Regions from separate parts of the Mus musculus genome. Here region 2 is linked to region 1. A link is a loop called in an ENCODE intact Hi-C map of the cell type or tissue named here. Cell type or tissue: gastrocnemius. All regions are shown on one strand. Region 1 holds the start of Gm51773 (a long non-coding RNA gene). Region 2 overlaps Rsph14 (radial spoke head homolog 14 (Chlamydomonas)).

What was found. Hi-C counts contacts between places; a loop is a spot of excess contacts. Peaks named below come from ENCODE experiments on the same cell type or tissue, not always from the same donor. Only the 100,000 strongest peaks of a DNase experiment are listed, where the experiment ranks them.
Region 2: a loop joins it to region 1, with 6 times the contacts of the local background. A loop is called at or near these places in 1 of 42 quality-filtered maps.

The regions. Positions count from the first base shown.
Region 1 is chr10:75,048,531-75,053,530 of GRCm38, reverse strand. It overlaps Rab36 (RAB36, member RAS oncogene family), which reads right to left. Exons shown (of 10, transcript NM_001359272.1): 6 at 3,584-3,635; 7 at 2,812-2,893; 8 at 2,451-2,541; 9 at 1,488-1,613; 10 at 1-1,060. The coding sequence ends at 1,002. It overlaps Gm51773 (a long non-coding RNA gene), which reads left to right and starts at 514. Exons shown (of 2, transcript XR_003948910.1): 1 at 514-602; 2 at 1,996-3,289. In gastrocnemius, no CTCF peak of the experiment used is centred here; DNase peaks (open chromatin) are centred at 172, 1,993, 2,198 and 4,637.
Region 2 is chr10:74,976,940-74,981,939 of GRCm38, reverse strand. All of the region lies in intron 4 of Rsph14 (radial spoke head homolog 14 (Chlamydomonas)), which reads left to right. It overlaps Gnaz (guanine nucleotide binding protein, alpha z subunit), which reads right to left. Exons shown (of 4, transcript NM_010311.4): 2 at 3,084-3,149. Among named protein-coding and RNA genes, the nearest start is that of Gnaz, 12 kb to the right of the region's middle. In gastrocnemius, no CTCF peak of the experiment used is centred here; no DNase peak of the experiment used is centred here.

The DNA.
Region 1 (5,000 bases):
CTTATGGCAGGAGAAAGATGGGTATGTGGGTCTGGACCCAGAGCTACAGGAATACAGAGTAGGAGAGGGGATTGGGAAGACCCTGGGCCACATAGGGCGCAGTGCTCCTGCGGATGTGCAGAAAGGAGCTAGGCATGCTAGATTCTGCGTGTCCCAAGTCCTCCAGAGATAGGTGGCCCAATGCCAAGGTCCCGAGAGACACACAGGCCAGCTGGACAGACACACGGTAGGCCAGCAGGGATGGCCATAGGTAAAACACAGGACAGTATCAGGCTCAGGGATGCGGAATGAGTTGCCAAAGGGACACCAGGCATTGTCATCTCTCAGCATGGTCACAGTGATTCCTCTCGTGAGGCTCCAAAGGTCACCATGCAATCTCCATCCCTCGGATGGTCACAGTGATGAGCCAGAGGTCCACCTTCTGACCCACTAATAGCAGAACCACGGGAATCTCAGAGATGGGGGCGGGACTCTGCCAGAGGGGCCAAACGGACTTTGTCCATTGTGCTTAGCAGTGGATGGAGCTCCAGAGTCCTGGGAGAGCCAGGTTTGAAGCTGAAAGGCCTAGAACTCCATGCCTTCGTGATGACAGAGAACTCCAGGTGGGAGAGCATTTTAGTTTTACTCGCTTCCTCTGACAAGTCTCGGTGCTTGGAACATGGAGATGAGGGTTCAGAGACCCCAGAGGCTCCGCCAGGAAAGGGCTCCACAGCTGTTGGTATGATTGGGTAAGGGGTGTGGGCTAGCCCTGAGGTGTCCCGAGTTTGCAGTCTTGAGGCCTCTTAAGAACACAACAACCATCTGAAGACCCTATAGGGAAGGCTCATGCTGGCACCCATCAACCAACCGGGCAGTATGGGGCTTCAGCAGCCAGTGGCTGCTGACCGGCTAAAGCAAAATGGCTGGGCTCTGAAGACACGAGGCTTCTCCAGCTTGAAGGCATATCCGCTGTAGAGCCTGGGCTCCAGTCATCCTGTAGATGGCTCTGATTCTGGCCACGGTTAACAGCAGCCTAGGCCGGGCGGCCTCTTGTTCTCCTGGGTTTTGGGTACCTCTATTCCTGCCAAGGCAGGGACAGATGCCATCAACCAGGAGTCCTACAGCTGACATTAGGTAAGGACTATTCCACCCTAATATCTGGAACCCTCAATTTAGTCCCCTGGGCCTGTCCTCTGAGGTCGAGATGGCCTGGCGTGGGAAAGACCCAGGGGATACTTGGGAGTGTGGCATTCAGGTAAGCTGGAGGCAAGACACACCTGAAAAACAGGAGCCTAAGCCTGACCCGACAGGAGCCTGTGTGGAGAGAAGGGGGGCCGGGGCAGGTGCCTGAGCTGGTAGGTGGGGGTCATAGAAGCTGTTGCCCTGAGATACGGCTGTCAGCCCAAAGGTCCCAAGAGGACAGCAAAAGTGGCAAGTTAAGGATGGTGGGTGTGGCCTTCTGGTTCCTATCCTGCTCCTCAGCCCCACCCAGCCCTCCCGGTACGCACGTATTAGGTCTCCATCTCCATCTCCGACCTGGGACTGGGTGCTGGGCCTCTTCTCTAGGTCCTGAAGTACAGACTGTTCAAAGGCTAGGGCGGCGACGCGGCTGAAGAATGCCTTCACATTCTCTCCTGGGGGCCCACAGCACGGTTATGACTCAGGCTGCCCGCACATGCGTGATGGACAAGTGCCGGGTCAGCCCACCCTAAGGCCAGTTGCCATGCTGCTTATCAGAGAACCCCTGGCAGTCACAGTTACCAGTCCATTCATGGTCGAGCAGCAACAGAGCTCAGGGTGGCAATCTGGCTTCCCAGTGGATAATGGTCCCCACCCAACCCCAGACTACTCCCTCAAAGCTCTGAGCCTTCCTTTCCTAGCACCCACCCTCTTGATCAGTTGCTCCTCAACCCTTGCATGACTGGGGACAAGCAGGGCTTGGATGTGTGCCTTCTCTCTGTGTGCCACCCACGCACTGTTGGCCCTTTCACGGAATCTGTGTGCACCCTCCTCCAGGTCTCGGGAGCCGACATGACCATCGCGTGACCATCGCCCGTGTGTAACTAATGACCTGTGGAACTGTGCTGTGGAACCCTACTTTCCTCACCATGGGACCTCAGTGAACCTACCTGTTCCTGTCATCAAGGAGGGTGGGTGCTATAGTGTAGATGGATAGGGGAAGCAGCAGAGGGCCCCAGGCACAGGCACTGCCTGCCAGCTATTTGTGGTGGCCTGGGGGTGCCATCTCCGGTTTCAATTCATGCCTAGTCCTTGGCCAGATACACACTGTCTCCATGTACCTGATGGGAGGACTGCTGGCCCCATTTCCGAGTTCCCACAGCCTCGGAATCTCTCCTGAGCCAGGCACTGCCTGCCTTTCACTCCCAGAGGTTGGATTTCCAGCTTTGCTCTTTGTATTTCTGCGCCCGGCAGTCTTTCAGAAATAGGTCCACGTGGGGTACACTACTCACCCGTCTTAGCTGACACAGACCAGTACTCTGCCTGCATCTCATTGGCCAGATGCACAGCCTCAGCTTCCGCTTGCTCGCACGCTGCCCCCGACTGGAAGAAACGGCCCTGGCTGACCGGGTATCTTGGCCCTCTTTACAGGGGATGCCCTAGGGTGGCCTCCTCTCCCCACCCCTGCTTCTCGAGTCACCCCAAGCAAGTGGATGTGGTGGGGTATCCCAGGGCAGGGATGCTGCCCAGAGAAGTGAGTGAAGTTCAACAGAAAGCATGTCAGTATCATTCGGTGTCCCTCGAGTTGGCTGCAAACACAATGATTTTCTGGAAAGCCAGTCAGGGTTGGGCCTCCAGCTCCACTCTGCTTACCAGGAGATCCTTCTTGGTTCCCACGAGGAAGATGAAGCAGGAGCCTGCCTCATTCTCCCTCAGCACGTCCTCCAGCCACTGCCTGGAGTGCACAGAGGGGAAACAAGAGACTTGCACGTAGCCAGGAGGAACAGGGATGGTACCCTGACCTACACTGACTTGGCTGGGACGCTGGGGCTGGAGTCAGAGGGCCTCCGTGGGACCAGAAGGAGCTGGAATTACAAAGGCACTGGTTTGGGAGAGGTGAAGACTCCTACTGTGAGACCTGGGGGACCCCTGTTGTTATCTGCTAGAAAAACCTTTCCTGTCTCTTTCATAGGGCCTGGAGAACTCTGATGTGAATGGCCCAGGCAAAAAGAGTGGGGAGGGACTTTGGTCCATTAGGTGGATTATGGCTGGCAGATGATAGCCCTCTGAAATTGGTCATATTGCCCACATCTCTGCCCAATACAGCGAGTAAAAAAAATTCTGTCAGGGAGGACTAGCTAGAACATTATTAGGGACCAATATAAAAGGGAACGGAGGGGCCCTTGTGCAAAATTAAGATTTCCAATATGGTGGCAATGGGATATCATTGCCAACTGTGGCCTGTCAGCTTAAGGCCCCGGGCAGCAGATGAGGACACGTCTTTAGGGCTGAGTGGGGAACTGGCTAGGGCTAAAGTGCCCGGCATTCTGGGTCCAGCCCTGAGACTAAGGTTTGGGAGCCCTTCTGGGTAGCTTTGTGACTCTCTGACGCACGGAGGGAGGGAGTAGGATCTGGGGTTACTTGCCTGGTATGTTCCAGAGTCTGCACGTCAGTGAGGTCAAAGGCTGTGATGATCACTGGACACACAGGGAAACCCAACAGCCAATCAGCAACAGGTGTGCTGGGGGAAGGCTCCCCTAAGTATCTCCCAAGATCATTAGGTACTACTGGGGTGGCCCACTGTGGGGACTAGGGAGGAGTCACCCTGGGGTCACCCCTTGGATCTGCCTTTTCACCTGACCCCTCCAAACCCTCCAAACCTGGGGGTCAGGGTGGGGTAACAGAGAAAGGCCCGAAGCATTAGACTCTTGGCAAGAGATCCTCTGCTACTTGTGGCCCAGTGGGCTTGGTGAGGGCTGTAACTACAGAGAATCTGCTTCTCTGTCTGCACATCGGTGAGAATGATACCCCAGCTGTCGGGGGGTATACCGTTTTGACCCTAGGTAGACTTTTCACTAAAGGATGGGGATCAGGAACAACCAGTTAACAGAAATGGCTTTTGTAGAGCTACGTGGGCAGGGACCTGTACGGCATCTCTGTGGCCAGCTCTTCCATCATACGGTCTGCCTGAAATTTCCAAGGGGAAGGCCACTCAGCACGATGGTCCAGGCAGAGCCCTGTTCTCTGCTGCCCTACTGTGCATACGAGCAGGCAGGACAAGGACTTCCTCTGTGCTTTGGCTGATTATAATCAGGGTGGTGGTAGGCATGGCGAGTACTGTTTACGAGGCATGGCAGGCACCTCACACTGCTAGCAGCAGCCTCTCAGGGAGAAAGGTTAGGAGGGGCAATGGCTAGAGGAGGCCACAGTGGACTGGGCCGTGCTGGAGGCTCCCCACACTGCTCGTCTCCTGTTCTCCCTTCTTTACACTGGGATGAAACCACAGTGATTCTCACACCAACGCCAAGAAGACAGAACCATGCCTATCCCGTGAGACCGATTTGGGATGCAATTGATGGTTGGTTTTCCACCCTCTACTGTCTTCTATTTCTGTCTCCTCCCTGGGGACTTTACGTTGCCATCTCTGCTGACTTTGGGCCCTGCTCAGCCCCCAGCTGCCCCTGGCTATGTTGGCAGTGGGCACGGAGGCACCTATACCGGGACCTGCCAATCCTGCTGGGCCCACCTGTCACCCCTTCTCTGGAGAAGACAGGAAAAGCCTCTCTTCCTTGTCACCTGGAATACGATGTCATCTTTCTTATTCTGGGACCCTTAAACAAGAATGCTCTTTTCTGAGCTGTAAACTGGGGGGGGGGGGGCCTGAGGCAGTCTGCACCTGATACTTCAGATACCCTCTAAGGGTGCGACTGTCAAAGACAGCTAGGGTCTAGAGTCCTGGGTGGCTTCTTCATTCCTAAGCGCTGGCTGCAGGGCTATCCAAGAGGCTCCTGGAGGACAGAGAAGTAGTATTTGTGCAGGTGACATAGGTTGGGAGCTCCAGG
Region 2 (5,000 bases), 72 kb after region 1:
CCAGAGGACTCCTCATTCCCACTTCTCTGCTGAGCTGCACTGGCGTGGTTAGTGATATATCCTCTGCTCTTTTGCTCAGCATCTTAGATCTGCATCTGCGCTTCAGGCTTAGTCTCAACTCTGATCCATGTGGCCAGTGGATCAACAAGTCCTCTATGCCCTCTCAGACTTGGGCCCGTGTTTTGCTCTGCTCCAAGCAGGGGGACAAGGGGTTGACTGGGCTCCATTTCTGTACCAAGTAGCTCATGATATGGTTAGAAGATAACCAGACCATTCTTGACGCACTGTGGCAGAAGGGACACAAGGAAGGACGTAGAACAGAGACTAGTGAAGAACAGCTGAAGACACATTCAGAGCTGACCTCACGGCAACAGGGGACTGTTGGCGACTGGGAGATTATACCCATACGCTGGGGCAGGGTTCAAAGTCTGGGAGCGGCCCTCTGAAGGGTTAGGGCTCTTGAGGAGGCTAGCACCACAGGCAGGAAACTGTGGTGGATGTGTTGAGTGTTTTGGGGGAGGACTGTGGCAGGAATGGATGCCATATGGGACACCACAGGTGTCGCCAGGCTCCCAGAGCAGCGGTTTTCCTGGGTAGAGGAGGCACTTCTGCATCACGGCCCCACCACATTATAGCGTTAGGTGCCGGATGGACGCCACCTTGGGAAGGCTGGAGCAAGCGAAGTCAGAGCAGAACCTACTTTCAACTGGGTGACGGGGTGCATGTTTCCAGCTGAAACGTCCTTTATGAACAGTGGCTATTCAGTCCTCATGGAGCCTTAGGGTTAAGGGCAGCTCTCAAGGCTCAGTACCCCATGGTGAGTGAGTGGTATAGGGCCACGTGCACACAAACCCTACCCTGGCTTCCTCTGTGCCTTTCCCCTCACCCAGTGTGGACTGACTGCGGGAAAGGTCCCCTAGTTCATTTAGGCTTTTGATATGACATGTATTCTGGGACTGAAAAGCCACATCTTCCCAAGGAGATAAAAACCTCTGTTTGCTTTAATGCCAGTGGCACTGAACAAAGACAGAGCAGGTATTTCCTCCAAGGAAATACCCTCATGGGAAGGGGCCTGTACAAACCACCTCTTCCTTCCCATTACCCTACAGAAAACCTCTAGTTCCACCTTCCTGGTTCTATTTCTCACCCTTCAGGCCCACAGTGCCTAACACATGTGACATTTTTCAGACCCCTTTGGAAAGTGTGCATGAGGCTAGCTCCATGGTAGTACTGGACCTTGCCCCAAGAAGAAAGGGCAGACTGGCCCTCCCAGGAACCCCTTCCCCAACTCTACTATGTGTGTTGCCTTCCCTGAGATCCCCCCACTGTGGGCTTGTCTGGGCTACTGCTCTGTCCCCATCCCCCTGCCCCCCAGCTGCCAGTTCTACTTCCTTCAAAGCAGGTGCTCTGTGAAAAGATTTGCAGAGCAGATGGATGGATAGATGGACCAATACCAAAAGATGTTTGCACAGAGCTCGAAGCTTCCCAGGGCTTTCTTTGGAGTGCATTACCTAAGGTGACCTCGCTTAGGAGTCTGTGGTGGAGGGATCAAACACTGACAGTCGTAGGGACCTCAAGCCCTGAGGTCTCCGCTGGCCCTCGGACACTCCTGAGTTGACTGGGACCTGATTCTGGTGAGATTCCAGGGTCCCTCTTTCTGTGTTCCCGACTTTTCGGCTCCTGCTTTCTATATTCCTCTTTAGATGGACGTCTCGCCTGTCCTTTCTGAATGGGAGGCCTGTCCAACAAAGACCCCAAACTTAAAGTTTCTAGCTCTTTCTTCTGTGTGGGGCAAAGTCGTCCTCCTGAAGCCTCTGCCCTCTCTCCCACGGTCCAGCCCTCCCTGCCTGACGCAGCTATGTGCTTACCACACACTCCACAATGGGCTGTTCTTCAACCCCATGTACTCCTCTCCCTGGTTTCTGGCTCTCAGACCAACAAGTTCTCCCTTCCTGATTCTCTGGCCCTTCACTAGTCTCTTCCTCCTGGTCTCTGTTCCAGCCTTCATTCCGTACTCTTGTTAGTCCCTGGGCCCTAGACCTGCATCCTCTGTCCCCATCCTATACCATTCTCTCCTCCTGGTCCTTCCTTGCCTAAGCACTTCTCTTACTGGTTCCCAGACCTTCCTCTCTCAGTTTCCATGCCAGAGCCATCTCTTCCCTTTAGCTTGCTCCCAGACTCTCCTACGGAGCCTGGCGACTTTCACGAATCCTTTGTCTCTCCTGTCTCAGAGAAATGGGTTTTCAGGTTGGCCTTTCATGGAAACTCACATATATTATCCCCAAGCAGCTCACCCTGTCGTACCCACCACCACCCCCTCTGTCTCTGTGACTTCGTGCCTGCTGTAGATCATGGGTCACACATCTCAAGTAGAAGGATCTCCCCTATGCAAACAAACAAGCAAACCCACCAGAAACGGAGACCAACTCTAAATGTAATAAATTATTACAGATGCATTTCTGATACCCATTAATCACTGCACACTGCTATCAGAGATGGGGCTGTTGGCTTGCTGCTTTAATGAGACGCCGATTTACAGAAGGGAGCAAAGGAACGGAGTTGGAGCACTTTAAACGCCTCCTTGTCAGTCACAGACAGAAGTAAGTCCCAGGAGGACAGGCTCAGGCTCAACGTCCCGCAGCTGCCGGGAACATCCTTGCCTAACCACACCGTGCTTACAGTGACACCCAGCTTACTTTCCCCAGCACCAGTGTGGTGAGAAAGTAGCTCCCTGTGCCCAAACAAACTCTACCCACACCAGACCAAGCTACACCCAGCTTTTGAGGTTTTACCGGCTGCTGTGGTTTCTACAGAAGCCCCCTTGACACCCACCCCTACCCGTTTACGGAATATTCAAGGATGTCATCATAGTATGGATGGCACTTGGGATGAACACAGCTGACTCGCAGCTGGGAGGGAGAGCAAGCGCCGGGGCGGGCATTGCTGCAGGGACTACCTACTGTCCCGGGAGCCACCGCGAACACAAGGCCTGCGGGATGTGCTTTACGGAGAGAGCGGAGAACTCCCTTATCCCCAGGGAACGGACTGGATTGTCAGAGTGGGAAAGGAGGGGTTCTGCTTACCAGTTTTCATAAGGCTTGCGAAGGACTTTGCATTTCACTCCTCATCAGCCCTGCAAATGCCTGAAACTGACAGAATATGCAGGACATTACTGATTTGGCTAAGAAAACATGACTGTTTGTTGGTTTTTTTGGGTTTTTTTTTTGTTTTTGGTTTTTCTTTTTTGTTTGTTTGATTTTGTTTTTGGTTTGTTTTTGTTTTTTCAACCACTCAAAAGTCACTAGGGCCCAGGCCACTAGGTTAGCTTTGCCATATAACCTTCCTGACTTGCAAACCACCAGTAGGTTTCCCTTCTTGGCTCCTCCAAGCTTGCTCATCCCCCCTCTCCCCCCTTCCCCTGCTCTCTGACCCCTCTCCTTCTCTCCTGTCTCATGCTCTATTCTCTCTGTTTTGAGGCTAGGGCCCAGGTAGATAATAGGAAGTACAGGAGTATGCATCCAGTGCCTGCTCCCCCAGACGGTCCCTAACCCAACCCATGGCTCCGCTCCAGCAGAGCAGGTGAAGACAGCCTATTAGCATCCTACTGCTAAAGGAAGGTGACATGAGACTAGCAGAGAGGCCCTTTCCTGTGTATCTCTGTGACTCTGGCCAGCCACATGTGTCATCTTCTGGCCCATGGCCACCGAGGCTGACCAGACAAGAGGTGAGAGCTTCACCCCAGAGCACTGACTCAGAAGAAAATTTGGCCAGGACTGAAGAGATAAAAATGAAGAATTTGACCTATGGAGGAGGAAAAAAAAAAGGCAGCTGAGAGGTAGGGCCATTAATGAGAGTCACATTAAATGGTGTGCTGCCTCGGGGGACTGTGGCCCGGAGAAGGTTGACTGCTGGTCTGTCTGGTTGGGTCGCTGAGCCAGGTACAGAGCCAGATGCCACTGTACTGGCCCTCTGCAGATTCCTGCCCTTGCCTTTTTGCAAGACACCCATCATCTCACCGGCTCCCCAAATGTCTCCAGATGAGTTCTTGAGTCCTGGTTCTTTGCGAAGGCCCCTTCCTCCTCTTTGCTGTTTGGAAGGTGAAAAGCACCCCCTTATCCACCTGTTCCCCTCCACTCCTTGCTCCGTCTCGCAGCCCTCTTCTGGACCCGCCTAAGTTTACACCCCTGTTTTGATTCAGCTCACACAGATGGTGTGGTCCTGCTGTATATCCTGCGATGATCCTCAGGTCTGAGAAGGGCCCAGAAATGTGCATTTAGTCAGTGCTGAGATCTGCCTAAGGCCAGCAGCCTGGTGCCCTTGTATCTGTTCTTGGGGCAGCAACAGATCGACAGATTGCTCCTATGAGAGTCTGCAACTCTGGTTACCCCTGAACACTGATAAATAACAATCTTGGAAGATCCTTAAGAAGAAGAGGGTAGCTGGGTGATGGTGGAGCACGCCTTTAATCCCAGCACTGGGAGGCAGACGAGGATGGATCTTTGAGCCTGGTTTATAAAGCGAGTTCCAAGACAGCCAGAGCTACACAGAGAAACCCTGTCTCAAAAACCAAACCAAACCAAACCAAATAAGAGGTAGAGGCTGAGCTGAGTGTCCTTCCACCATGACCATTGGAAGGAGAACACCCAGGAGAATCTCTGGGGGGAGTGGGGTGAGTACTCAGGATAGGATCAAGGAAGAAGCGAGGCACTGTAAGGTCTAGCCATGAGAGAATACTGGGCTTACCCCACGGGGACCCTAGGAGGGAGAAGAGCCTGTTCACCAGGAGGGAGAGCTGCTGCCCACTTTGAGGAAGATCACCACAGGCATTCCCAAGAGAGGAGGCCCCACGGCCCTGCTGCAAACACCCATGTGAACAAGAGGTCCCAGGGACACCAAGGCGTGCATGGCACACTCACATTCGGGATTCTTGCCCTTCACTCCCTGTCTCATGGGAGCATCTTGGGCCAGGCTGGGTCCTTCCGTTATCCTCTAACTCTGTC